Regions from separate parts of the Homo sapiens genome. Here region 1 is linked to region 2. The links are chromatin loops, found by intact Hi-C in ENCODE. Cell type or tissue: HepG2. All regions are shown on one strand.

Region 1 (2,500 bases), 60 kb before region 2:
CTGTAATCCTAGCTACTCAGGAAGGCTGAGGCAGGAGAATCGCTTGAACCCGGGAGGCGGAGGTTGCAGTGAGTCGAGATCGCGCCATTGCACTCCAGCCTGGGCAACAAGAGCGAAACTCAGTCTCAAAAAAAAAAGATATGGACACACTGAAAAAAACACTCCAAAGTCCACTTCCACAGATTATGCAGGGAAATCAACTACACATTCCCACAAGAATGTTCATCTCAGCCTTGTTCATGATATCGGAAGTGTGGAAGCAAATCTTCAGGGTAGGGGGGTTGGTTAAATAATGATACATCGGTATGTTGGAAGACCACACAATCATAAAAATAACATGTTCTGGAAGAATATTTAATGACATTAAGTGTAAAAGCCAAATTACCAAGGAGTAGCGTAGAGACCATCTCATTTCATTAAAGGAGAGGAAGAAAGAGGAAATGCGTGTATGTACACAGAAAGACTGAAAGTAAATACCCCCAAATGTTAATGTTGGTTATTTGGTGCCATTAAGGAGTTTCCAAATTGTTGACAATCAACAAGTATTTCAGATTGGCTTAAAGTTTTCTTTTGCGTTTAGATAGCTTTACTAATACTACATGGAATTTGATTCAACCCTTCCAAGTTAGAAATGGTGAATCATCAAATTTCCTAACTTCCAGTAACTAGAATGAGGCCATCCATTGCATGGTTCCACTTTTGCACTGTTCCTGGCCCACGGTTGTTGCAGAGTAAACACTTGCTGTATGGCTACACCGTCATGCTCAGCGGTGAGCGCCACATGGGCTATGGGAGCCTGGTTATCATCCTAGAAGGAGCTGGCAGCTTTTCTGCATGGGTGCTTTGCTGTGCGAGGTACTGAGACAAACAGCCATGGTACAGGCTCACTGGGAATTCCCAACCTTAAAGAAATGCTAGCAACAGACAGCAATATTGATAGCATGGTAAGTCACACTAATAAGTATTTACCCTAAGGATAACATCAAGGAATGACCCAGTCCCTTCTGAAACCACACATCGAGAGCCTCTGGCCTTCATGGCTAGTTTAAAACAGACAGAGCTATCACCAGAGTGAGGCAACCACGACTTTGCTGGGGACACATACATTTTGAGGTTGCAAAAATGTTAAATAATGGTTTTCAGAGATTGTGCAATTTTTAAATGATTCCATTTACAGGATGACAGCACATGCATTGTTCGTGTCAGGAGGTCTCATCTGGGCTAGTTACTGAAAACAAGTAGAGGAGATAAGACCCTCCCAGACAACAAAGGTGACCCAGAGAGCCTGCCTGGGAGCACTCAGGGTGTCCCAAAGCTGCGTGGCCGGCTCTCAATCTGGGTCAGACACTACTGCTGTGGATGGGGTTTCTGGATGCCCATCTCAATGACTGCGGGCGAGAAGACATCTGTCCTCTGAGTCCCCCTCGCCCTCCTGCCCTCACCCACTGCCTTCTCGTTAGTCGCACTCGCTCCTTCCCAGACAGGAGGTGCCAGGGTTAGAAAGACAGGGTCGACGGGATTGACGGCAGATCCCATGTCTTCCCAAACGGAAAAGGAAACCCATTCATTGGAGGGAGAGTTGACGTCAAGGAGTGGTGGGCTGCTGCCCCTGAGAGTGGGGCAGCTCTCCCAGGCAGGAAACACCAGGAAATCCTGAGCCAACAGCCCATGCCTCACTGCCTGTGATTCACTCCCTCAACCGAAAATCACAGTAACACAAGAGGAAGGCCCCTCCTCCTCTAGCTTGCTTGCCTAGAGAGGGTCTCTCCCAAACACAGGGCTGTTAGCAAATTCCAAAGGGAGGAAGTGGCTGTCCGGCCCACCTTCTGCCTCCAGAGATGAGAAACTGTCCCGAGGGGCTGTTCAGCTGTTTGTGAGGAGCCTGTTCTTTGTTAAAAGGAATGCAGCCTGCTTGCTGGAGATGGGATGAAACTGTAACTGCCCAATGGGTTCACCTTGCCTGCTGCCCAGACAGAACTGATTTATCAAGACAGAGGCATTGCAATGGAGAAAGAGTGATTCACGCAGAGCCCACTGTGCGGGAGACCAGAGTTTTATTATTACTCAAATCAGTCTCCCCAAGCATTCGGGGATCAGAGTTTTTAAAGAGAATTTGGCTAGTAAAGGAGCTTGGGAAGTGGGGAGTGCTGATTGGTCAGGTTGGAGATGGAATCGTAGAAGGTTGAAGTGAATTTTTCTTGCTATCTTCTATTCCTGGGTGGGATGGCAGAACTGGTTGAGCCAGATAACCGGTCTGGGTGGTGTCAGCTGATCCATGAATGCAGAGTCTGCAAAATATCTCACGCACTGATCTGCGGTTTTCCAATAGTGATGTTATCCCCAGGAGCAATTTGGGGAGGTTCAGATTCTTGGAGCCAGAGGCTGCATGACCCTAAACTTTTATTTCTAATCTTATAGCTAATTTGTTAGTCCTGCAAAGGCCGACTGGACCCCAGGCAAGAAGGGGGTCTTTTCGGGAAAGGGCTGTTGTCAATTTTGT
Region 2 (2,500 bases):
AACGATTTGGGAAGGGAAGCTAAATAGCTCTTTCCTGTAATTCGAACAACTAAATTATTCATCGAGAGCTGCAGACAGAGATTGGACAGTGACCCGAGAGGCAGGAGACCCCAGCCCAGCCCCATGACCCAGGCACAGGGCCACCTCCCCGGCTCCTGAGGGGCCAGTGCCCGAATTAGAGGGGTCTGGAAAGTGAGCGGCCCCAGGGGTCCCAGAGGGTGGTGGGAGAGCCTGGATTCTAGCTGGGAGATGGGGGAGGAGGGAGACAGGAGAGAGTCAAAGGGCCCTGGCACTCAGGGACTTGTCCAGATGGGAAGGGGCCTGAGTGGCTTCCCCTTGCTGTACCCCCTGCGGCCTGGAGCCCCTCCCCTGACCTTGGGCTGTTGGGGTGAAGCAGGCACGCCCAGAATCCTCCCTCAAGATATGGCCTGGCCTCCTTCTGCCACAGGAGGCTTGGAATGGGGAGGCAGGGAACAAGGGACAACCAAGCTTGTCCCTCAAATTCAAAACAGCCCGCAGTTCACTCCCCTTGATGCCCGGTTCTGGGCAGGGGAGACATGGCTGGGTGAGAAACACCGCCCCGAAGCTCCTGCTCCACCACGCACTCGCCCTCAGCGTGCAGGCCTTGTGCTCCGAGCCGGGAGGGAGGCAGAGACGGCATTGGCTTGGAATGGGATCCTCAAGCATCGTTCTCTGTTGGGGGCCCAGCTCTGTCCATCCGGGGGAACCAACCACAGGAGCAGGGGCTGGGGAAGGGGACCCAGGCGCGGCCGTGGCTGGCCACATCCCGGCACAAGTCTCCTTTTCCAACAAGAAAGGGCTCTGGGAGGAGAGACCTAGGCCTTCTCTGCCTCCCCACTCCCTCCCGTGGTGCACAGTGCCTGGACTTGGTAGGTGCTCTGTAAACACCAAAGGAGCCAGTGGGTGCACAGATCGAGGCTGGACAGACAGACAGATGCAGGGAGGGAAACGATAAGGGGCAGGAAGTGAGTGGGTGCGCGTGTGTGAGGACTGAGATTCAGTGAGTTCGGTGAGGGAAAAAGTCAACAGGGGACCAGAGGAAAAGTAAAAGAGAAAGAGAGAGACCCAGGAGGAGGAGGAGGAGCAGGGCAGGAGGCCCTTTTGGAAACTGGAGCCCCGGGGGGCAGCACGTGCTGACTCACCGCCCGCCTTCCATTTTCCCTGTTTCCTGGGGATTCTCATTTTATTTTCGGGAAAGCTGCCTGCTCTGTGACTAATTTGTTCTTAAACAAACCAAACCCAGGCAGTGGGGAGGCTGGGCGGGGCCTGAGTCACTCTCTACCCAGGGGGGGACCACACCTCAGGGGGTGGCCTCCCCCACACTCCTGAGGGTTTCCCAGCCTTGGCCTGCAGGTGACTCCACTGCTCCTCAGAGACACAGTGCCCACTCCTGACAGGGACACCCTGGGCTGCAAAGAACCCCAGGCTGCTGAGCAAGCTCCTTGGTTATCCACAGCCTAAAACCATGCCTGGCACAGAGGCCATGCTCAGTTTGTGTTTGTTGACTGACTGTCTGACTGACCAACTCTGATTCCTCACTCTCCTCTCCCACTAACTCCTCCTTGAACCCTACCTTTCCCACAGGCCCTCGGCTGCATGACATGGACTTTACTAATGACCACCCTTTACCGGAACCATAATCTCTGCCAAACCCCAGGATAAATGGGTTCTTTCTCTGAATCTGCAGGACCCTGCAGGACCCTGCCTGGCCTCTGGGGTGTGTTCCTAACCACTTTGCCTTCTGGGTTCACTCAGGGCTGTCATCCCCCCGCCTATCTGTGCCCATCTGGCAGCAGAGCAGATCAGGAGGGCAGCCTGCAGCCCCCAGGCCCACCTCCGGGCAAGAGGGAGATGCCACTCCCTTTATTTTACAGAAGAAGAAACTGAGGCTCAGAGAGGTGCGAGGTCACTGGGCCAGGGAGCAGCAGACGCAAGATTTGAACCCAGATCTCAAGGCATCCTCACTTACCCTAGTCTGCCATCTGCTACACTCCACTGCAGGCTGTGAAGCCGAGACCAGGGCCCCGAAAACAGCTCAGCCCTGGGCCTCATGAGGCAGGATGACGTGAACCAGGGGGCGGGTGGGGGTTTTGTCTCCAGCTCTGGGGAGGGGGGCGCCCAGCAGGATACAGCCACTAAACCCAGGTCTCCAAAGTGGGACATGTATAAGACAACTCACTGGCATACGGAAAGGAAAACAACCCCTCTGTTTCTATTTTTTAATTCATCCTCTTTAAATCTCAACTTCTATGGATACATAATATATAAACCCAGTAATAAAGTGCCTATGGTTTATAAATAAATAAATATACACGCCCGGGGAGAAAAGTGCCCCCACCCCCACTGCAGTGGTCGCACCTTGCCTAGTAGGTGCTCAATAAACATTTCTGTGACTGGGGCAGCCAGGAGGCAGCTCTTCCTGTGTCAGGAGACACACCCACCCCCAGCACCTCCTCCAGCCGAGCCCACCTGCGCCCTG

What was found. Peaks named below come from ENCODE experiments on the same cell type or tissue, not always from the same donor. Only the 100,000 strongest peaks of a DNase experiment are listed, where the experiment ranks them.
Region 1: a loop joins it to region 2, with 6 times the contacts of the local background. A loop is called at or near these places in 29 of 110 quality-filtered maps.

Annotation. Positions count from the first base shown.
Region 1 is chr17:78,374,151-78,376,650 of GRCh38, reverse strand. No RefSeq gene overlaps it. Among named protein-coding and RNA genes, the nearest start is that of PGS1, 3.2 kb to the left of the region's middle. In HepG2, no CTCF peak of the experiment used is centred here; DNase peaks (open chromatin) are centred at 690 and 1,170; H3K4me3 peaks cover 802 bases; H3K27me3 peaks cover 790 bases.
Region 2 is chr17:78,314,452-78,316,951 of GRCh38, reverse strand. LOC105371912 (a long non-coding RNA gene) reads right to left here and starts at 1,236. Exons shown (of 2, transcript NR_188632.1): 1 at 1,164-1,236. RefSeq lists silencers at 1,228-1,277, 2,485-2,500 and enhancers at 1,090-1,384, 1,348-1,547, 1,061-1,819. In HepG2, a CTCF peak has its summit at 1,390; a DNase peak (open chromatin) is centred at 1,211; H3K4me3 peaks cover 188 bases; H3K27me3 peaks cover 2,500 bases.